Linked DNA regions of Homo sapiens: region 2 is linked to region 1. Evidence: read pairs that join two places in POLR2A ChIA-PET (ENCODE). Cell type or tissue: K562. All regions are shown on one strand. Links, peaks and the distances in the headings refer to the core of each region. The heading gives the core; the rest is flanking DNA.

Region 1 (12,382 bases), core at 1,557-9,556:
CCCAGCCCTGGGGACACCACCATTGTTCTTGCTGTCTCCATGAATTTGACTATTCTAGCTACCCTATATAAAAGGAGTCATACAGGGCTGGGCGCTGTGGCTCACACCTGTAATCCCAGCACTTTGGGAGGCCGAGGCGGGCAGATCACGAGGTCAGGAGATCGAGACCATCCTGACTAACATGGTGAAACCCCGTCTCTACTAAAAATACAAAAAATTAGCCAGGCATGGTGGCAGGTGCCTGTAGTTCCAGCTACTTGGGAGGCTGAGGCAGGAGAATGGTGGGAACCCAGGAGGCGGAGCTTGCAGTGAACCGAGATCGCGCCACTGCACTCCAGTTTGGGTGACAGAGCGAGACTCCATCTCAAAAAAATAAAGGAGTCATACAATATTTGTCCTTTTGTGTCTGGCTTCTTTCATTTAGCAAAATATTTTCAAGGCTTATTCATATTGTAGCATGGATCAGAATTTCTTTTCCAATTCCTTTGAGGCTTTATGGGATACTGTGAAATATATATTTGGTTTTTGTCCCTGTCTCCTGTCATACAACTCCTAATATCCTTGGAACCTCCAAAGACATCAGTGTCTTTATGTATACTAATGAGTTGACTGGTGACTGGCAGGCCCTGGGTAACTTCGGGATGGGGGCTGGTCACTGCAAAGACCAAAGCATCATTAGAGGGTTGGGACTTTCAACCTCACCCCCAAACCTCTGGGAAGGGGTGGGGGTTGAAGGTCAAGTTGATCACTCACGGCCAATGATTTAATCAATCATGCCTACACAATGAAGCTTCGATAAAAACCCAGAACAGGTGGCTTCGGGGATGTTCTGGATAGCTAAATGCATGAAGGTTCCTGGAGGGTGCCATACCCAGAGAGGGCATGGAAGCACCATGTGCCTTCCCTCATAACTCACCGTATGTATCCCTTTATCTGTAACCTTTGTAATGTCTTTTACAATAAACTAGTAAATGTGTTTCCCTGAGTTCTGTGAGCTGCTTTAGCAAATAAATCAAACCCATTGAGAGTGTTTTAGGAAGCCCAATGTATTGTTGACTGGTCAGAAGCACGAGTAAAACAATATGGAGCTTACAATTGGCATCAGAAGTAGTGGGCAGTCTTGCGGGACTGAGCCCTCAACCGGTGGGATCTAATGCCATCTCCAGGTAAACAGCGTCAGAATTGAATTGAATTAGAGGATACTCAGCTGGTGTCAGCTGAAGACCCTGCTGCAGAACTAATTGATTGGTTGTTGGTGGGGAGAAATCTCCATTCATTTCTTGGTGATGAGAGATCACAGAAGTCTTTTATGGTATGATGTGAGAGCAGATGTGAAAACAGCAGATGAGAAAACAGTTTGCTTTTTCTACAGGCTGTAATTTCTTTAATAATATTAAAGGCTTTGGGCAGGCACGGTGGCTCACATCTATAACCTCAGCACTTTGGGAGGCTGAGGCAGGAAAAATGCTTGAGGCCAGAAGTTCAAAACCAGCCTGGTCAACATAGAAAAACCCCGTCTCTACAAAAGAAAAATTTAAAAATTAGCTGGAGGTGGTGGTGCACACCTCTAGTCCCAGCTACTCAGGAGGCTGAGGTGGTGGATTGCCTAAGCCGAGGAGGTCAACGCTCCAGTGAGCCATGATTCTTCCACTACACTCCAGTCTGTTTGACAGAGCAAGACTCTGTCTCTAAAAAAAAAAATAATAAAAAATAAAAATAAATTAAAGGCTTTAATTCCTTGAATAATATCCTATTGCTTGTATGTGCCACATTTCATCTCTCTATTCATCGTTAGTGGACACTTGGGTTGTTTCCACATTTTGGCTGTTGTGAATAATGCTGCTACTATGAACAGACACAAATATCTGTTTGAATTCTTACCTTCACTTTTTTTGGGTATACACCTAAAAGTAGAATTGCTGGATCATAGGGTAATTCTATGTTTAATTTTTTGAGGAGGCACCATAGTGTTTTCTACAATAGCTTCTCCATTTTACCTTCCCACCAGCAATGTACATGGGTTCCAATTTCTCCACATCCATGTCAATGCTTGTCATTTTCTGTTTTGTTTTTGTTGTTGTCATTGTTGTTTATCTATATAGTAGCCATCCTAATGGGAGTGAAGTGGTAACTCATTGTGGTTTCAATTTGCATTTCTCTAATAATTAGTAGTGTTGAGCATCTTTTCATGTGTTTATTGGTCATTACTGAAGAAATGTCTATTCAAGTCATTTGACCGTTTTTTACTCTGGTTGTTTGTTTTTTGTTGTTACGTTGGGAGAGTTCTTTATGTATTCTGGATAGTAACCCCTTACCAGACACATGATTTGCAAATATTTTCTCTCATTCCATAGGTTGTCTTTTCTGTTGATAGTGTCCTTTGATGCACAAGTCTTAAATTATCATGTAGTTCAATGTATCTATTTTTTTTTTTTTGAGACAGTCTTGCTCTGTTGCCCAGGCTGGAGTGCAGTGGTGTGATCTCGGCTCACTGCAAGCTCCACCTTCCGGGTTCATGCCATTCTCCTGCCTCAGCCTCCCGCGTAGCTGGGACTGCAGGTGCCCGCCACTATGCCTGGCTAATTTTTTTGTATTTTTTTTAATAGAGATTGGGTAATTTATCTATTTTTGTTGTTGCTGCCTGTGCTTTTCATGTCTTATCTAAAAAATTATTGTAGAATCCTATGTCATGAAGTTTTTAGTTTATGTTTTCTTCTTAGGGTTTTATAGTTTGAACTCTTAAATTTAGGTATTTGTTTCACTTTGACTTTTTTTTTTTTCTTTTTGAGACAGGGTCTCATTCTGTCAACCAGGCTGGAGAGCAGTGGCACAAACTCAGCTCACTGCAACCTCCGCCTCCCTGGCTCAAGTGATCTTCCCACCTCAGCCGCAAGAGTTGCTGGGACTACAGGTGAACACCACCATGCCTGGCTAATTTGTGTGTGTGTGTGTGTGTGTGTGTGTGTGTGTGTGTGTGGAGATGGAGTTTCGCCATGTTTCCCAGGATGGTCTCGAGTTCCTGAGCTCAAGCCATCCACCCGCCTCAGCCTACCAAATTTCTGGGATTACAGGTGTGAGCCACTCCACCTGGCCTGACTTAATTTCTGTATATGGTGTAAAGTAGAGGTCCAGCTTCATTCTTTTGCATGTGGATATTCAGTTTTCCCAGCCTCATGTGTTGAAAAGACTGTTCTTACCCCATTGAATGGTCTTGGTACCTTGTTGAAAATCATCTGACTTTACATGCAAGGTTTATTTTCAGACTCTATTTTATTCCATTGGTCTATATATCTGTCTTTATGCTAGTACCATGAGAAGTCACTTTTTTTTTTTTTTTTTTTGAGATGATGTCTCGCTCTGTTGCCCAGGCTGGAGTACAGTGGCGCGATCTCAGCTAATTTTTGTAGTTTTAGTAGAGACGGGGTTTCACCATGTTGGCCAGGCTGGTCTCAAACTCCTGACCTCAGGTGATCCGCACACCTTGGCCTCCCAAAGTGCTGGGATTACAGGCATGAGCCACTGCGCCCGGCCTAATTTTTTTTTCTTAAGACAGGATCTCGCTCTGTCACCCAGGTTGGAGTGCAATGGAGTGATCTCGGCTCACTGCAACCTCTGCTTCCTGGGTTCAAGCAATTCTCCTGCCTCAGCCTCCCGGGTAGCTGGGACCACAGGCATGCGCCACCACGTCTGGATAATTTGTGTGTGTGTGTGTGTGTGTGTGTGTGTGTGTGTGTGTATTTTTAGTACAGACGGTGTTTCACCATGTTGACCAGGCTGGTCTCGAACTCCTGACCTCAAATGATCTGCCTACATCCACCCGCCTTAGCCTCCCAAAGTGCTGGGATTACAGGCGTGAGACCGTGCCTGGCCTGAGAAGTCAGCTTTTAAAAGAGCCTTTTTTTTACAGATGATAAAACCAAAACAAAGACAGGTTAACTAACTTATCCAAAGATATACATATAGTCAATAATTCAGAGATTTTAACTTAGTAGTCTGACACCAAACCACAGTTTTAACTACTACAAAAGAAAATGTGCCAAGTGTTTAAGCATAGAACTTCACTTGTGCAAAGTTATGAGTATGAATTTTACTGATATGTTTTGTTAAATGAAAGAACAAATATATAAAATAATATTTTAAATATATTTAAAATGTCAACATTATGACTTATACATTATATTATTATTATTTTTGAGACGGAGTCTCACTCTGTCACCCAGACTGGAGTGCAGTGGCGCAATCTCAGCTTACTGCAACCTTTGCCTCCTGGGTTCAAGCAATTCTCCTGTCTCAGTCTCCCGAGTAGCTGGGACTACAGGCGCCCGCCACCACGCCCAGCTAATTTTTTTTTTTTTTTTTGTAGTAGAGATGGGGTTTCACCATATTGGTCTGGCTGGTCTCAAACTCCTGACCTCAGGTGATCCACCCACGTCAGCCTCCCAAAGTGTTGGGATTACAAGCGTGAGCCACTGTGCCCAGCCGACTTATACATTTTAACTTGAATCACAGTATGCCCAAATCTATGTAATAATGATTTATATCGTAAAAAATCCCCACTCCTCACAACATTTTCAGGAAGATAGGTCTGTGTTTCCAATAATCTTCACCTTAACGGCCCATAGGCCCTTCAATTCAATCATATTTATACCTCAACTCATGATCTTTGGACTCCTCTGTTCTATTCTAGTCCATCTTTTCTTTAATTTTTGAAACACAAATCTGATCTCATTCTCTGATTCAAATGTTTTAATGTGAAGGTTAGAAAATGGCTAAATTGAGCTTGCAGAAATATTTTGTTTGACCTTCAGTTTTTCCAACATTGAAAAAATCAGGAGATTTCTTGCAAAAATCCTGATTCCTGGCCTCTCTTGAAGAATTTGGTTGTCTTGCAACATGTCCTGCGTTGCCATATGGCCGCAACTACTTGCATCTCCACCCAGTTAATCTGCTCTGGGGCCTACAAACATCTGACTTTACAGATAATGCTCTAAGGGTTCCTTGGGGCCTGCAGTACTGTCAGGACAAACTGGTTCCTTAGGCAGCAATGAGATTAGTGAACTAAACGTCCACATATCAACCTGAATGATCTTCAAAACACTGCTGAGTGAAAAAAAGTAAGAAACAAGCTGAGACCTATAGCATAATTTATATAAATTAAAAATATATACATATCATAAAAGAGTTCACATTTCACGAGAAGATACTCCAATAAAATGGACATATATCACACACTTGGAACATTTTATAGTTAAGGACACAGAAAGGGAGGGGAGTATACTAGGAACTGAGAAGTGCCATTAACTCAATAAGCTGGAGCTGATATCCCCCAAAAAAGTGGGAAAAAAAGAAGTTAAAAACTTTTTTTTTGAGACAGAATCTTGCTCTGAATGAATAACATATTTTTCATTTTAGACATTGTAGTTTAAGTCTCTAATTCAATTTGGACCTTTAAAAACCTTCCAGTCTATTTAACTTGCTCATTTTTTCTCTACCTTATTAAACATATGAAATACAGTTAAAGTAACTCTTTTATGCCTTTAGTTATTATATCATTTGTGTCATTTACAGATCTGTTTCCATTGATTGATTATTCTCATTATATGTCATATTTTCCTGATTTTTCCATGTCTGGGCATTTTTGGTTGAATGTAAGATGCTCTGAATGTTTTCTTGTTGGGAGGTGGATATTTTTATATTTATATACATATTCTTGAGCTTTTTTTCAGGGATACAGTTAACTTGCTTGGAACACTTACTTTCAAGGATGGGGATGATGTTTAAACTTTGTTAGGGAGGACCAGAGCAGCCTTTATTACAAGACTAATTTTTCCCAGTCCTGAGGAAATACTCTTTTAGGAATTATTTTAAACAATATCATTTACTAATTATATATATATATGTATATGTGTGTGTATATCTATGTATATATATGCCAAGTGCAGTGGCTCATCCCTGTAATCCCAGAACTTTGGGAGGCTGAGGCAGGCAGATTGCTTGAGCCCGGGAGTACAAGACCAGCCTGGGCAACATAGTGAAGCTCTGTCTCCACAAAAAATACAAGAATTAGCTGAATATGGTGGCCCATGCCCACAGTCTCAGCAACTCGGGCTGCCAAGGTGGGAGGACTGCTTGAGTCTGGGAGGTAAAGGCTGCAGTCAGCCATTTCATGCCACTGCACTCCAGCCTGGGTGACAGAGTAAGACCCTGTTTAAATAATTATAATTGATGTATAAAATTATTATACATAATTATGATATATATATTTCCTTTCTGGCTTATGGAAATGCAAAATATTCCTAGCTCTTTGAGAAGTTTAGGAATTATTTCCTTGAATCATTTTAGTGTCTCTTCCTCAAACTAAGGTAGTTTCCTCATATGCTTACACTGATGTATACTCAGCTGAAGACATGATCTTGGAGCTTCCACCCCTATCTCTGCACTCTTTCCTCTTCAGCATTCTGCCCTGCAAACTTAAGCCACCTTGCCTCCCAAGACTCCCAATTCCATCTTGTAAATTCAGGGAGACTGCTAGGTTCCACCTGGGTTTCCACTCTCTGTGCTGTATCTTCCATACAGTAAGATGGGGCAGAAGTAGGGATCATCTCATTTGTTTCTCCCATCTCAGGGATCGCTGTCCTCTATCACCTGATGTCCAATATCTGAAAACTATTATTTCATGTATGTTGTCAGGTTTTTGTAGTTGTTTCCTGTAGGAGGGTAAATCTAGTCTCTGTTACTACATCTTGGCCAGAAGAAGAAGATAGCCTCATATATAATTTAATTTGATTCTCAGCATTACTCTGGGGCAGATAATATTATTACAGATGAAGATCTGAAGCTTGGAGAAATTAAATAACCTTTTCTAGAGGCTTGCACAGTATATGATGCATGGGCACTAAAACAACATAAACCAAACCAAACCAAAACGAGAAACACAAAGCCTTCCTGATGGTAAGTAAAAGGGCAAATCAAGGATGATAACAAAAATCCTTTTACTCCAAGCACTTTACCCTTTCTGCATTTATCACTGCCTCAGAGCACTGTTGGACTACCTATGTAGCAAAGACATGGAGGGCTGGTTTAAAGTGTTAATGTCTGTGTTCCATCCCTGATATACTAAATCAAAATCTCTGCTGTCAATCCTTAGAATCTCCATTTCTGATAAATTCCCCACCCCTTGCCTTAAGAAATAGAAAAGACTCCACAGAACTTTTAATTTTATCCTCTCTCAAACCTCTTCAAGAATCTTCCTCTAGGTTATCATCCTGATTTCTTCAACTTTCCTTTGTTTCTGGATCTTTCCTTTTATAAAAATATTCTATTTTCTCCCAGCTTAAAAACAGACTCTTGCAAAACCAAATGTAAAATTCTAAGCCCCCCAACCAGTGGAATGGACCCCTCCTCTTGCTCAAGGGCATTCCAAAGTTAACCTGAAAAACTAGTCCAGGCCATGATGGGAAGGGGGGTTAAATATGCCTCATTGTACCCTCCTCCCTTTGAAATTCAGGGACAACTGACCAACATTAACATTAAGACACAGATCTTAAGACTGTCATCCTAAGACTGACATCAAACAGATTCTTTGTAACGATAAGACACTAAATGCCAAACTGACTCTATTATAGCATCACATAACAGATAGCAGGCCCTGAAAGAAATTGAAGTATTTTACCCTAAAATACATTTCTTTGACACATTTTGAAATGGCCCTGTAAAGCTGTCTCTCACGGGGATATCTGCATTCTGTACAGAATCCTCTTCCCTTTCCAGGTCTTTTTCCTGATCCAGGAGAGAATTAACCAAAAGTCTGGCACCTTTTTAAGTCTGATAAGAAACATTTACAATCTATTATCTCTGAAGCCTGTTGCCTGGGAGCTTCATCTGCATAAAAGGAATATTGATCTCCATGACCTTTTATCCTAACCCAGACACTTCATTCTATTGATTCCAGGTCTATAGATAAACTCTTTCAACCAATTGCCAAACAGAAAATCTTTGAATCCATCTATGACATGGAGGCTTCTTCCAACCCTGTCCCCCACCCCACCACTGCTTCTGCTTCCAGTAATCCTTCTGCTCTGGACCAAACCAACATACATCTTACATATACTGATCGATGCTGTATATGTATATGCAAGACTCCGTCTCAAAAAAAAAAAAGGTTAACAGGGAAATAACTTTAAATAATGACTATCACACACAGTGTTGTGAATAATCTAGATAAACTATTAAATAATCAAGTAAATGTAATGAAATAAATGCTTATAAACAAACTTGCCATATAATTTAGAATCTAAGGTTATTAATTGATATTAAGGATCTGGGTAATTTCCAATCCAATTTAAAAATTACAGAAAACCTTTTTTTTTTTTTTTTTAAGATGGAGTCTCACTCTGTCACCCAGGCTGGAGTGCAGTGGCGTGATCTTGGTTCACTGCAAGCTCCACCTCCTGGGTTTACACCATTCTCCTGCCTCAGCCTCCTGAGTAGCTGGGACTACAGGTGCCCACCACCACGCCCGGCTAATTTTTTTTTTTGCATTTTTAGTAGAGACAGGGTTTCACCACGTTAGCCAGGATGGTTTTGATCTCCTGACCTCGTGATCCACCCACCTCGGCCTCCCAAAGTGCTGGGATTACAGGCGTGAGCCACCATACCTGGCAGAAAACCTTTTTTTAATGTTCTTATAAAAGTTCAATATGGAAGGGAGGAGCCAAGATGGTCGAATAGGAACAGCTCCGGTCTACAGCTCCCAGCGTGAGCGACGCAGAAGACGGGTGATTTCTGCATTTCCATCTGAGGTACCGGGTTCATCTCACTAGGGAGTGCCAGACAGTGGGCGCAGGCCAGTGGGTGCGTGCACCGTGCGTGAGCCGAAGCAGGGCGAGGCATTGCCTCACCTGGGAAGCGCAAGGGGTCAGGGAGTTCCCTTTCCGAGTCAAAGAAAGGGGTGACGGACGCACCTGGAAAATCGGGTCACTCCCACCCGAATATTGCGCTTTTCAGACCGGCTTAAGAAACGGCGCACCACGAGACTATATCCCACACCTGGCTCAGAGGGTCCTACGCCCACGGAGTCTCGCTGATTGCTAGCACGGCAGTCTGAGATCAAACTGCAAGGCAGCAACGAGGCTGGGGGAGGGGCGTCCGCCATTGCCCAGGCTTGCTTAGGTAAACAAAGCAGCCGGGAAGCTCGAACTGGGTGGAGCCCACCACAGCTCAAGGAGGCCTGCCTGCCTCTGTAGGCTCCACCTCTGGGGGCAGGGCACAGACAAACAAAAAGACAGCAGTAACCTCTGCAGACTTAAGTGTCCCTGTCTGACAGCTTTGAAGAGAGCAGTGGTTCTCCCAGCACGCAGCTGGAGATCTGAGAACGGGCAGACTGCCTCCTCAAGTGGGTCCCTGACCCCTGACCCCCGAGCAGCCTAACTGGGAGGAGGCACCCCCCAGCAGGGGCACACTGACACCTCACACGGCAGGGTATTCCAACAGACCTGCAGCTGAGGGTCCTGTCTGTTAGAAGGAAAACTAACAACCAGAAAGGACATCTACACCGAAAATCCATCTGTACAGCACCATCATCAAAGACCAAAAGTAGATAAAACCACAAAGATGGGGAAAAAACAGAACAGAAAAACTGGAAACTCTAAAACGCAGAGCGCCTCTCCTCCTCCAAAGGAACGCAGTTCCTCACCAGCAACAGAACAAAGCTGGATGGAGAATGATTTTGACGAGCTGAGAGAAGAAGGCTTCAGACGATCAAATTACTCTGAGCTATGGGAGGACATTCAAACCAAAGGCAAAGAAGTTGAAAACTTTGAAAAAAATTTAGAAGAATGTATAACTAGAATAACCAATACAGAGAAGTGCTTAAAGGAGCTGATGGAGCTGAAAACCAAGGCTCGAGAACTACGTGAAGAATGCAGAAGCCTCAGGAGCCGATGCGATCAACTGGAAGAAAGGGTATCAGCAATGGAAGATGAAATGAATGAAATGAAGCGAGAAGGGAAGTTTAGAGAAAAAAGAATAAAAAGAAATGAGCAAAGCCTCCAAGAAATATGGGACTATGTGAAAAGACCAAATCTACGTCTGATTGGTGTACCTGAAAGTGATGTGGAGAATGGAACCAAGCTGGAAAACACTCTGCAGGATATTATCCAGGAGAACTTCCCCAATCTAGCAAGGCAGGCCAACGTTCAGATTCAGGAAATACAGAGAACGCCACAAAGATACTCCTCGAGAAGAGCAACTCCAAGACACATAATTGTCAGATTCACCAAAGTTGAAATGAAGGAAAAAATGTTAAGGGCAGCCAGAGAGAAAGGTCAGGTTACCCGCAAAGGAAAGCCCATCAGACTAACAGCGGATCTCTCGGCAGAAACCCTACAAGCCAGAAGAGAGTGGGGGCCAATATTCAACATTCTTAAAGAAAAGAATTTTCAACCCAGAATTTCATATTCAGCCAAACTAAGCTTCATAAGTGAAGGAGAAATAAAATACTTTATAGACAAGCAAATGCTGAGAGATTTTGTCACCACCAGGCCTGCCCTAAAAGAGCTCCTGAAGGAAGCGCTAAACATGGAAAGGAACAACTGGTACCAGCCGCTGCAAAATCATGCCAAAATGTAAAGACCATCGAGACTAGGAAGAAACTGCATCAACTAATGAGCAAAATCACCAGCTAACATCATAATGACAGGATCAAATTCACACATAACAATATTAACTTTAAATATAAATGGACTAAATTCTGCAATTAAAAGACACAGACTGGCAAGTTGGATAAAGAGTCAAGACCCATCAGTGTGCTGTATTCAGGAAACCCATCTCACGTGCAGAGACACACATAGGCTCAAAATAAAAGGATGGAGGAAGATCTACCAAGCCAATGGAAAACAAAAAAAGGCAGGGGTTGCAATCCTAGTCTCTGATAAAACAGACTTTAAACCAACAAAGATCAAAAGAGACAAAGAAGGCCATTACATAATGGTAAAGGGATCAATTCAACAAGAGGAGCTAACTATCCTAAATATTTATGCACCCAATACAGGAGCACCCAGATTCATAAAGCAAGTCCTCAGTGACCTACAAAGAGACTTAGACTCCCACACATTAATAATGGGAGACTTTAACACCCCACTGTCAACATTAGACAGATCAACGAGACAGAAAGTCAACAAGGATACCCAGGAATTGAACTCAGCTCTGCACCAAGCAGACCTAATAGACATCTACAGAACTCTCCACCCCAAATCAACAGAATATACACTTTTTTCAGCACCACACCACACCTATTCCAAAATTGACCACATAGTTGGAAGTAAAGCTCTCCTCAGCAAATGTAAAAGAACAGAAATTATAACAAACTATCTCTCAGACCACAGTGCAATCAAACTAGAACTCAGGATTAAGAATCTCACTCAAAGCCGCTCAACTACATGGAAACTGAACAACCTGCTCCTGAATGACTACTGGGTACATAACGAAATGAAGGCAGAAATAAAGATGTTCTTTGAAACCAACGAGAACAAAGACACCACATACCAGAATCTCTGGGACGCATTCAAAGCAGTGTGTAGAGGGAAATTTATAGCACTAAATGCCTACAAGAGAAAGCAGGAAAGATCCAAAATTGACACCCTAACATCACAATTAAAAGAACTAGAAAAGCAAGAGCAAACACATTCAAAAGCTAGCAGAAGGCAAGAAATAACTAAAATCAGAGCAGAACTGAAGGAAATAGAGACACAAAAAACCCTTCAAAAAATCAATGAATCCAGGAGCTGGTTTTTTGAAAGGATCAACAAAATTGATAGACCGCTAGCAAGACTAATAAAGAAAAAGAGAGAAGAATCAAATAGACACAATAAAAAATGATAAACGGGATATCACCACTGATCCCACAGAAATACAAACTACCATCAGAGAATACTACAAACACCTCTACGCAAATAAACTAGAAAATCTAGAAGAAATGGATACATTCCTCGACACATACACTCTCCCAAGACTAAACCAGGAAGAAGTTGAATCTCTGAATAGACCAATAACAGGCTCTGAAATTGTGGCAATAATCAATAGTTTACCAACCAAAAAGAGTCCAGGACCAGATGGATTCACAGCCGAATTCTACCAGAGGTACAAGGAGGAACTGGTACCATTCCTTCTGAAACTATTCCAATCAATAGAAAAAGAGGGAATCCTCCCTAACTCATTTTATGAGGCCAGCATCATTCTGATACCAAAGCCGGGCAGAGACACAACCAAAAAAGAGAATTTTAGACCAATATCCTTGATGAACATTGATGCAAAAATCCTCAATAAAATACTGGCAAACCGAATCCAGCAGCACATCAAAAAGCTTATCCACCATGATCAAGTG
Region 2 (12,382 bases), core at 2,443-10,442, 59 kb before region 1:
AGGAGATGGAGGTGGGAGGATTGCTTGAGCCAGGGAGGTGGAGGCTGTAGTGAGCCATGACTGTTGCCACTGTACTCTAGCCTGGGTGACATAGTGAGATCCTGTCTCAAAAATATGAAAGACATAATTCACTATCCTGGACTTCCAATTTCCTCTTATCCAGACAACCACTATCTGCTATTAAATAAAGGTTATAAGGTAAAAGGAGACTGTGTTTTACATCACAGGAATAGAATAGATTGATGAATCGAAAGCCCCAGTAAAAGTGGTAAATTGTGAAAAAAATAATAATGCCTCCTACAGACATATTAACTCAAGCAAATTATTTTGACCTAAAAATGTAAATGTACATTTATTTATTCACCAAGTTCCTAGTGTAGGACCAAGCTTACAATGAAACTCTGAGTAGAGTTCCACAGTCTCTCTTGCATCATCCACATAATAACTTTTTTTTTTCTTTTTTTAAACAGAGTCTCACAATATCACCCAGGCTGGAGTCCAATGACATGATCAAAGTCCACTGCAGCCTCCCTTTCCTGGGATCAGGCAATTCTTCCACCTCAGCCTCCCAAGTAGCTAGGAACATAGGTGCACACCACCACTCATGGCAAACTTTTTCATTTTTTTGTAAAGATTGAGTCCAATACTCCCTCTTTATCTTTACCCAGGCTGGCTTCTAACTCCTAGGCTCAAGTGATCTTCCTACTTCAGCCTCCCAAAGTGCTGTGCTTACAGGTGTGAGCCACCACACCCAGCCCATAACATAATTTTTAAAATGATTTCCTGTTTCCATTTCTTTATAGTAGAAGGTGGGTACACAGGAGATTGGGCACAAATTTATCAGCCCTTCCTCCTCAAACCCTACTAAAATGAGAGTCAAGGGATCAAAAAAGAATAACCCAAAAGGGACAAAGTGAACAGGAGAAAAGGCAACAGCAAGAGAAATGCCAGAAAACAGACGCCGGCCCAGCAGGCTCAGCAGGGTTAAACTTGGCGAGAGCAGGCTGCCCAAGGTAAAGGGGGTCACACAGCAGATACTGAATGGCTCAGGAATTGCAGACCCCGAGGGGCAGCATGGCGGGGCTATGTAAGGAAGATTTGCTGGTATTCTTCATCAAGAATAATGAGACCCAAGTGTCTTCTTCCAACCCAGATAAAAAGGGACTGCATCCTCTCAGCTCAAAAGGACTGTAGACTTCACTCTGAGCAGGTTGAACTGGAGGTTCTGGACTCAGAGCACCAGGCCACCTAAAAGTGAGGGTGAGGGTTCTCACCAAAAACAGAGAGAGGATGTAAGACTCTACAGAATGACTCACCAGACAGACCTCTGGCCTCCTTCCCTGAGTAGGCTCCAAGGACACTGGCAGCTGGTTTATTCTGTCCATCAAGCCATTGGAGAACACCTCTCTATGGATGCTATAAGTCTACAAATACATGCCAACTGTCAAGATCTCCGAACAAGACGCATAGGTCCTTACTGGCACTGTGATCCAGCAGGAAACAAGCCCTGACCCCATAGCCTTCTAGGGCCTCACTTTCTTTTTTTCCAAGGGTTTCCCTCTGTCACCTAGACTGAAGGGGAGTGGCTTGATCTCAGCTCACTGCAACCTCTGCCTCCCCGGCTCAAGCAATCCTCCCACCTCAGCCTCCTGAGTAGTTGGGACTACTGGCGCATGCCACCATGCCCAACTAACTTTTGTATTTTTTGTAGAGATGGGGAACTTGCCATGTTTCCTAGGCTGGTCTCAAACTCCTGAGCACAAGCAATTCACCTGCCTCGGCCTCCTAAAGTGTTGAGATTACAGGCGTGAGCTATCACCAGCCATTTTTTTTAAAATTAATGTTTTTAGAGACAGGGGCTTGCTCTGTTGCCCAGGCTGGTGTGAAATGGTGTAATCATAGCTCACTGTAGCCTCAAACTCCTAAGCTCAAGCGATTCTCTAGCCTCAGCCTCCCAAGTAGCTGGGACTACAGGTGCATGCCACCAGGCCCAGCTAATGCTTTTTTTTTTTTTTTTAATTTTTTGTAGAGACAGGGTCTTACTGTGTTGGCCAGGCTGGTATTGAAAATTCTGGGCTCAAGTGATCCTCCTGCCTTGGCCTCCCAAGTAGTTGGGACTGCAAGTGCACTCCATCCCCTGGCTACCTTTTTGTTTTTTTTGTTTTTGTTTTTTGGTAGAGTTGTAGAGATGGGGCTGGTCACAAACTCCTAGGATCAAGGGATCCCCCTGCCTTGTCCTCCCAAAGTGCTAGGATTATAGGAGTAAACCACCATGCCTGGCCATAAAGCCTCACTTTTAAATATGAAAAGATGCTCAAGGATTGCCAGACATTTGAGAATAGCCCCCAACATGAAAGATGAAAATGTATAGAGAAGAGAAATCAAAAGCAACAGAGAGAGCAGAAGAAACCTCTTCTAAGAAACTGCTATACCTGCCTTCAGAAGGATAACAGAACACCTTGCTTCCTCAAAATGTGTCCTATTTATCAGAATTCATTTAAAAACTACAAAGATGTACACTTACTAAGACCAGAAAAAAATTTTAAAAACACACAAATTCTGTAAAAACTGGAAAGGGCTCTTAGAAATTAAAGGTATGATAGAAAATTTAGACTTTTCCATCGAGCTGAAGGCTGAGAAAGTTCCCTGGAGAGTGAAACAAAATAAGCAGATAGAATTATGGGCGGGGAAAAATATTCAGAAGATCAGCTTCAGAAGTCCAATACTTGAATAAAAGGAATTCTAGAAAGCAAAAACAGAAGAGATGGCCCCTTTCAGCCATGACAGAGTAACTGGTATTGGACTTATCCCTCCTACCATAAACAACTACAATCTGGACAAAATCTATGAGCCAATTGTTTTCAGGCACTGGACACAGGCAGTGCAAGGCTGTGTGTTTTGAAAGAAGGGAAAAACATGAAATAAATGAGATAAATAAATGAAGGCTAAAGGAATCTGTCACCTGTGGCTCTACACCAAAAGAAATGCTATAAAAAGCATTTTGGGTTGAAAGGAAATGATAGAAAATCAGAATCTTCAGGAAAAAATAAGGAATGCCAGAAATGATAAATACATAGGTAAATATTTTAAAAGTATCTTTTTTTTCCTTCTTTTGATTTTCTTAAAAGACAACTAACTGTCTAAAGCAAAAATAATAACTTTGTGTTGTGGAGTATATAATGTAGATTGAAATAAAATATATGACAATTATAGCACAAAAGATGGAAGGAATAGACTTTATACTGTGACAAATGTTTTACATTTTATGTAAAGTGTACAATATTAATTCTAAATGGACTATGATTAATTAATAATGTATAGTGTAACCCCTAGAGAAACCACTAAAGAAAAATACGACAAGGTATAGATAAAAATCCAACAGAAGACATAAGATGCAAAGCCAAAGAATATTTGATTAACCCAAAAGAAGACAAAAAGTGTGGAACAGAGGAACAACAAAACAGCAACAAAACCAGATGGGACAATCAGAAATGAAGACAATACGCTCCAACACAAATTATCAATATTATGCCAAATGTCAATGGACTACACACTATGCAAATAAACTAAACACAATAATCAAGAAGCATAAATTGTCAGACTGAATATAAAAACAAGATCCAAGTATACACTACCTGCAAAAACACACTTTAAATAAAAAGACAGAGATAGGCAGAAACTAAAAGGATTGAGATAGATACACACACACACACACACACACACACACACACTTTGCAAACAGTATGCATAAGAAAGCTTAAGTGGCTACATTCATATCAAACAAAGTAGATTTTAAGATAAGCATTACAGAGAAAGAATGACATTTCATAATGATAAAAGGGTCAACTCATCAGGGAGATGTACTCAGAGCTTCAAAATATATAAAACAAAAATCAACAGAACTAAAGAAATAGAAATAAATGCACAACAATGGTTGGAGATTTTAATAAACCTTTCTCATTAATTGATAGAATAAACAGACAAAAAATATCATTTGGAACACAGGAATTCAACAATACTATCAACCAAGTTAACCTGGTTGACATTTATAGCACATTACAACCAACAATTGCAGAATGTGCATCATTTCCAATGGCATATATTACATTCACTAAGACGTACCATATGCTGGACCCTAAATCAGTCTGAACGTATTTTAAAAGATTTAAGTCATACAAAGTATGTTCTCTGACAAAATTAAATTAGAAATCAATTTTTAACAAGATAGCTATAAAACCTCCCAAGCACTTTGAAATTCAGCAGCAAACTGCCAAATAACCTATGGGTTAAAGAAGAAATTGCAAGAAAAAATTAGAAACTATGTTTTTAATTGAATGATGAAAACATACCCAATCAAAATATGTAGAATTCAGCTAAAACAGTGCTTAAAGGGAATTTTATAGCTTTAAGTTTTTTTAAGTTTAAAATATAATCAAATTTCCTACCTTAAGAAGCTAAAAAAATGAGGGCAAATTAAACTCCTACTAAGTAGAAGGAAGGAAGTAATAAAGCTAAGAGAGGGAATCAATAAACTAAAAAGTTAACAAACAATAAAGGAAATCAAAGAAATAAAAAGTGGTTCTCTGAAAAGATTAATAAAGGTGATAATCCCACAGACCAGCTGACAAGAGAGAGTGAGAGAGGGATGGAGGGAGAGAGAACACAAATTAACAATGTCAGGAATAGAAAAGGGAACATCACTATAAATCTTACAGACATTTTCAATAACAAAACAAAATTATAAACAAATGAATGTTCAATACATTCAATGATTAAATAGATAAATTCCTTGAGAAATGTAACTTATCAAACCTGACTCAGTAAAATTGAATTTGTAACTGAAAATCTTCCACAGAGAAAACCCTAGGCCCAGATGCTTTCACTAGTATAGTCTATCAAACATTCAGGGAAGAAATAATACCAATGTAATACAAATTCTTTCACAAAGTAGAGATAGAGAGGATAATTTCCAACTTATTTTATGACATTAGAACAAAATAAAATTTCAGAAAAAGAACATGATGCAAAAATCTTTAATAAAATATCGGCAAATCAAATCCCACATTATATAAAAAAGATAAAATATCATAACTAAGTGGGGTTTATTTTAAAATAAAATGCTGGTTTAATATTTGAAAACCAATTAATGTAATTCATCACATTAACATGATAAATTGATCTACATATATAAATTGGTCTGTAGATTCTACACAATCAAAGTCAAATTTCCAGCAAGATTTTTTGCAAAAATTCATCTGCTGATTCCAAGATTTATATGGAAATGTAAATAACCTAAAATAACTAAAACAAATTTGGAAAGAAAAAAAAAGGACACAGTTGGAGAACTTATATTACTTTATTTCAAGACTTACCATAAAGCTACAGCAATCAATACAGTGTGGGATTGGCATAAAGATAGACACATTTTAAAATAAATTAGGGATGATAAAAAAAGACACACACATATATATATCATTGAAACAGAAAAAAGAATTCAGAAGTAGATCCGCACATACATGATCAATTGATTTTCAACAAAGATGCCAAAACAATTTAATGGGGAAGGAATAAGATTTTCAATGAATGGTACTGGAATAATTGAATAGCCATATGCAGAAAAATAAACCTTGAAGCCCAGCACTGTGGAGTGCCTCGGTAGTCCCAGCAATTGGGGAGGCTGAAGCAGGTGGATGGCTTGAGCCAAGGAGCTCAAGACCAACCTGGGAAACAGCAACCTGGGAATCAAAAATTTTAAAAAATGAGCCCTGACCCTTACTCCATACTATATACAAAACTAATTTGAAGGCTGGGCACAGTGGCTCATACCTGTAATCCCAGCACTTTGGGAGGCCAAGACGGGTGGATCACTTGAGGTCAGGAGTTCAAGACCAGTCTGGCCAAAATAGTAGAACTCTGCCTCTACTAAAAATACAAAAATTAGCTGGGCATGGTTGCAGGCACCTGTAATCCCAGCTACTCAGGAGGCACAGACAGAAGAATTGCTTGAACCTGGGAGGTGGAGGCTGCAGTGAGCCAATATTGAGTCACTGCACTCCAGCCTGGGCAACAGAGCAAGACTCCATTTCAAAAAAAAAAAAAAAAACAGAAAGAAACTGATTTGAGATGGATCATAGACCTAAATACAAGAGCTAAAATTATAAAACTTCTAGAAGAAAACTTAAGAAAAAAATCTTAGTGACCTTGGGTTTAACAAAGATTTCTTAAATACAACATAAACACAAAGTATAAAAAGGAAAATATCAATAAATTGGACCTCATCACATTTAATTTTCCTTTTCTTTTTTTTTTTGAGATGGAGTCTCACTCTGTTGCCCAGACTGGAGTGCAATGGTGCAATCTCAACCCACTGCAACCTCTGCCTCCCGGGTTCAAGCAATTCTCTTGCTTCAGCCTCCTGAGTAGCTGGGATTACAGGCACGTGCCACCATGCCAGGCTAATTTTTTTTTTTTTTTTTTTTGTATTTTTAGTAGAGACAGGGTTTCACCGTGTTAGCCAGCATGGTCTCAATCTGCTGACCTCGTGATCCACCCACCTTGGCCTCCCAAAGTGCTGGGATTACAGACATGAGCTACCACGCCCGGCCTAATTTTTCTTTTTGAGAGGGGATCTCACTATGTTGCCCAGTCTGGTCTTTAACTCCTGGCCTCAAGCAATCTGCCCACCTTAGTCTCCCAAAATGCTGGGATTACAAGCTTGAGCCACCACACTCAGCCTTCATCACATTTAAAAAACATTTGCTCTTCAAAAGATAATGTTAAGAAAATTAAAAGGCAACCTATAGACTAGGAGAAAATATTTGTAAAACATACATTCAACAAATAATTTTTATCTAGAATTTATAAGAAACTCTTATGGCCAAGCACGGTGGCTCATGCCTGTAATCCCAGCACTTTGGGAGGCCAAGGCAGGCGGATCACAAGGTCAGGAGTTCGAGACTAGCCTGACCAACATGGTGAAACCCCGTCTCTACTAAAAATACAAAAATTAGCCAGTCATGGTGGTGTGCATCTGTAATCCCAGCTACTCAGAAGGCTAAGGCAGGAGAATCACTTGAACCTGGGAGGCAGAGGTTGCAGTGAGCTGAGATTGCACCACTGCACTCCAGCCTGGGTGACAGAGCAAGACTCCAACTCAAAGAAAAAAAGAAACTCTTACAACTCAATACTAAGAACACAAACAATGTACTAAAAAAATGCACAAAAGATTTGAAGAGGCATTTCACCAAAGAAAACATACAGGCCGGGCACAGTCACGCCTGTAATCCCAGCACTTTGGGAGGCCGGGGCAGGTGGATCACTTGAGCTCAGGAATTCAAGACCATCCTAGGCAACATGGTGAAATCTCATCTCTTCTAAAAATACAAAAATTAGCTGGGTGTGGAGGTGTGCACCTATGGTCCCAGCTACTTGGGGAGCTGAGGTGTGAAGATTGCTTGAGTCCGGGAGGTGGAGGTTGCTGTGAGCTGAGATTGAGCCACTGCCCTCCAGACTGGGCAACACAGCAAGACCCTGTCTCAAAAATACACACACACACACACACACACACACACACACACACATTGTAAATAATCACTTGAAAAGATGCTCAATATTCTATGTCACTAGAGAAAAGCAAATTAGAACTGAAATAAGGTATCAATTTTGTTACTACCCATGAAGATGTCTAAATTTTAAAGATTGTCCATAACAAGTGTTAGTGAGAATATGGGACAATTACAGCTCTCAAACTGGGCAACAGTTTGGTAGTTCCTTAAAAATTTAGACATGGGAGTTAAATGATGAGAACAAATGGACACACGGAAGGGAACAATACACACTGGGCCCTACTGGAGGATGAAGGGTGGGAGGAGGGAGAGGATCAGGAAAAATAACCAATGTATACTAGGTTTAATACCTGGGTGATGAAATAATCTGTACAACAAACCCCCATGACACAATTTACCTATGTAACAAACCTGCACATGTACCCCTGAACTTAAAATAAAAGCTAAAAAAAAAAAGTTGAACATACACCTACCATATGACTCAGCCATTCCACACATAGGTTTTTATCTAAGAGAAATGGAAGCATATGTTCACACAAAGACCTACAGAAAAATGTTCACAGCAGCTTCATTTGAAATATGCAAAAAGTAGAAAAAAAACTGTTCATCTATAAGCGAATGAATAAGCCGCTGGTGATATATCCATACAACAGAATACTACTCAACAATAAAAAGAAATGAACTGTTGCTATACTTAAAAACATGGATGAATACCTAATTACATTGAGTTTAATAAGCCAGACAAAAGAAAATGTACATATTGCATGATTCCATTCATGCAAAATTCTAGAAAATGAAAACTAATCTACAACGACAGAAAGCAGATAAGTGGTTGCCCAGAGATTGGGCGGTGAGAGAGAGGGATGAGGAATATGTTGAATATCTTGATTGTGGTGATGGTTTCGCAGATATATGCAGATGTCAAAATTTACCGCATTGCTCACTTTAATATGTGCAGCTCATTATATGCCAATTACCTTTCAATTACGATATGGGGGGAAAAACAGAATAAAATAAAATGATAATATATCATGATGAAGTTGTGTGTATCTCAAGAATGCATGGTTGAGTTGACATTTGCAAATTAATTTATGAAATTCATCACATTAACATCATAAAGGAGAAAAGCTATATAATCATCTCCACAGAGGCAGTAAATAGAAATAATAAATCTTCAGAAAAAATAATAAGAAAACGTCACAATTTGAAGTCATGAGCTTCTATGTTGAAAGGACTCACTGAGGACAACATAATGAAGGAAAAAATTCATTCTAAAGCACATTATTGTAAAATTTCAAATGAGAAAGGAAAAGAACATCCTAAAAGCTTCCAGAAAGAACCAAAAAAGTCATATAATAAAGGAGCAGGAATCTAAAGATGGAGAACAGAGTCAGCCTAAAAAGAAGGACTGGGAATCGGAACAGATTTGGGGTTTCTCAACACGACCTAATGCTAGAAGAGAACAAAGCCCTCAGAATGCTAAATAATAATATTCTTATATATCCTAAAAACCATTTCCTCTGTACTCCTTTCTCAAAAATATGCTGAATAGTTTGGTTTGTTGTTGGTTTTTTTCACCAAAACAAGGAACTATATCTAGAAAGATTTTTAAAATATGGTAACCAGAAGACAGGAGTGGAAGACAAAAGAATCCCCAGCATGAAGGGAAGGACGTTCTCAGGACAGCAGCTGTGCAGCTGATCTAGCGAATGACCAGACCAGTTTGTAGCAGAAAGATGAAAGGTACTAACTGGGATGTTTTCAAGAAAAAAACATGGAATTGACACAATATAGTATCTGATTTATTTAAGCATTGTGTTATTTATACTTTTTAATTTTCTGAAAATTATGATTTTTAACATTTTAAAGATCTTTCTGGTGGGGATAGACTGTACCTTCAAGATTAGCCAATTCTGGCTGGGTACAGTGCCTCACACCTGTAATCCCAGCACTTTGGGAGGCCAAGGCAGGCGGCTCACTTGAGATCAGAAGTTCAAGACTAGCCTGGCCAATATGCAAAACCCTGTTTCTACCAAAAATACAAAAAAAAAAAAAAAATTAGCTGAGCGTCATGGTGCATTCCTGTAATTCCAGCTACCTGGGAGGGTGGGGCAGGAGAATTGCTTGAACCTGGGAGGTGGATGTTGCAGTGAGCCGAGATCGTGCCACTGCACTCCAGCCTGAGTGACAGAGTGTGACTCCATCACACACACACACAAAAAATTAGCCAATTCTTAGAGATAGCAAAGGGCTCAGCAAGCCTTCTATATGCAAACTAACCAAAGCCAAGCCCTGCCGCCTCTACCTGACCTTTACATCCCAGGAGGCAGAGTCCTCTTCCTTAGTCATCCCAGAGTCAGGTACTAGGCACTAAGGACCATCCCTAGTGTTTACAGCTTGCAGAAATTACTCAAACTAGCCAGTCCTAAACTGTTTACCCCATCTCGCCATTCCTGAGGCACTGGCCTGGCTCTCCCCTGGCTCCTTCTGCCTCCAGGGGACACTGGAGCTTCCCCATGTGGCCCCGCATGGCCCCACTATAAAAGTGGAGCTTTATGCAAAAAAAAAAAAAGGCAGCTAAAAGAAATGCAAGCAGTTGCCTGTATGGAGTAGGGAAAGACAAGAAGGCAGGGGTCTACTGTTTTGGGTGGTTGTTTTGTCTTGCACTTACAGTGCATTACTTTCAAAGCATTAATTAACTTTTTAAACTATGTAGACGTGTTACTTTGATTTTAACAAAAAATGACACTCTTTGCAGTCACAATTCAATAGTTGGTACAATATTTAATTAAATTTCTTAGTGCAGTCACAAGGACAGCACAAACAGGTTTGGGGACAACTGATTCTTAAAAATGGACCACTTGGCCAGGTGTGGCGGCTCACACCTATAATCCCAGCACTTTGGGAGGCCAAGGCGGGTGGATCACCTGAGGTTGGGAGTTCAAGACCAGCCTGGGCAACATAGTGAAACCCCATCTCTACAAAAATACAAAAATTAGCTGAGCATGATGGCACATGCCTGTAATCCCAGCTACTCAGGAAACTGAGGCAGGAGAATTGCTTGAACCTGGGAGGCGGAGGTTGCAGTGAGCCAAGATCGCGCCATTGCACTCCAGCCTGGGCAACAGAGAGAGACACCATCTCAAAAAATAAAAAAAATTGTTTTAAATGGACCACTTAAGTGGAGGTATGAGTGCTCACTAGAGAGAAGCATCACAGCTGTGCACATTCAGCATGCCAAGCGCTTTTGGTCGTATGTTTTACAGAAGGAATACAGAGCACTGGTTAATCTGGTAAATCGTTTAAACTTAGGGCAGTTAATAGAGCTCCTACTGTAATTAATCCAGATAATAAAAGAGGATGAAATAAAACAGCCTTAATCCATCTACTTTTGCTACCCTGTCCTTTTCCCATGGGTTAGATAGAAGAAATACTACAAGGAACAGAGCTCAAGATCATCCTTCTCAGGGTCATTCAGTTTGCCCTGAAATATTAACCCTCTTGAGGGAAATCTGGAAATGAGGATAAATTAAAGCCCTTTTGAAGGGCAGGCTATCTTATATATCCTTTGGCTTAATTCACAAAATGAGTTGGAAAGGTGTCAAAAGAGATAACAAAGCAAAATCTGCCTTTTGTACCATGACGGACCTGATTTAATTTCAGTAACTAGATTTATTCCATTATTGCCTCCATCTTCTTTGCGGTTTGGGTAAGTACTAAGCATCATACCTGTAAGCATTACAAGAGAACATGCACAGCCGAGAGTTCAAAACAGGACCTGAGACACAGCCTCCTATGTCTGTGCTGAGGAGGCTTGCAGGAAATCTTAGTCTCAAAGTCATCATCTCACTTGCTCCCGTCAATGAAGCCTTGAGGTTTTGAGTACCTTAGATTGCTAATTACTAGAAAAATGGAGAAGGATATATATGGCTACATTTTCAACAAATCAGTCAACTGCTGATCTCTTTGCTGTGCTATTTTGAGCAATAATCTACAAATATATTGCCGAGTAAGGGGAATCTGTTTCTTGCTCTTTTACTTGGACTCAATTCTGAAACACTTAGAAAGATTAGACCCATCCAACTCTATCACTTGCTGAGCCTGCAGGGCTGTGACAGCCCTTCCTGACGATAAATTGTCAAATTTCCTTCACAACTGAAACTAGAAAACCAAGTGAGGCAGAAATTTGCTTTTAACATAGAGCCATTAAATGATTTTATCTTTTGCTGTGCTCTGAATGTTTATGTCCCACCCCCCAAATTTATATGCTAAAATCCTAATGCCCAAAGTGATGGTATTAGACAGTGAGACCTTGTGGAGGTGATGATATCATGGAGGTGGGATGCCCACAAGTATCTTTCTAAAAGAGGCCCAAGGGAGCACTTTAGACCCTTCTACCATGTGGGGACACAGTGAGAAGGTGCCGTCTGTGAACCAGAAAGCAGGTCCTCACCAGATATTGAATCTGCCAGTGCCTTGATCTTGGACTTCCCTGCCACCAGAGCTGTGAAAATCAACTTCTGTTGTTAATAAATTACTTAGTCTAACGTATCCTGTTACAGCAGCCCAAACTGACTAAGAAACCATTCCATATGTAGATTCAGATAGGAGGGGCAATTTGGATCTTCTGAAAGGTCACCCCCTTTATGGCCTTTGCAAATCAACTCAAAATAAATATCATCTTTATTTTTCAGAAGCCCCTAAGCTACTTTCTCCCTTGGAGTCAGTAACTCATGGAGTGTGACTCTGGTCCAGACACATAAACGTCCCCTTGGTTGAGTTTCATAAACAATTCTAGGCCAGCATGGTGGCTCACA

What was found. Peaks named below come from ENCODE experiments on the same cell type or tissue, not always from the same donor. Only the 100,000 strongest peaks of a DNase experiment are listed, where the experiment ranks them.
Region 2: POLR2A ChIA-PET joins it to region 1 with 5 read pairs; 3 of 35 experiments call an interaction of 5 or more read pairs at or near these places.

What each region holds. Positions count from the first base shown.
Region 1 is chr11:125,527,905-125,540,286 of GRCh38, forward strand. No RefSeq gene overlaps it. Among named protein-coding and RNA genes, the nearest start is that of EI24, 35 kb to the right of the region's middle. RefSeq lists a cis regulatory region at 4,767-5,240 and a silencer at 6,329-6,623. In K562, for the core only: no CTCF peak of the experiment used is centred there; a DNase peak (open chromatin) is centred at 4,977.
Region 2 is chr11:125,467,733-125,480,114 of GRCh38, forward strand. All of the region lies in intron 3 of FEZ1 (fasciculation and elongation protein zeta 1), which reads right to left. Among named protein-coding and RNA genes, the nearest start is that of FEZ1, 22 kb to the right of the region's middle. In K562, for the core only: no CTCF peak of the experiment used is centred there; no DNase peak of the experiment used is centred there.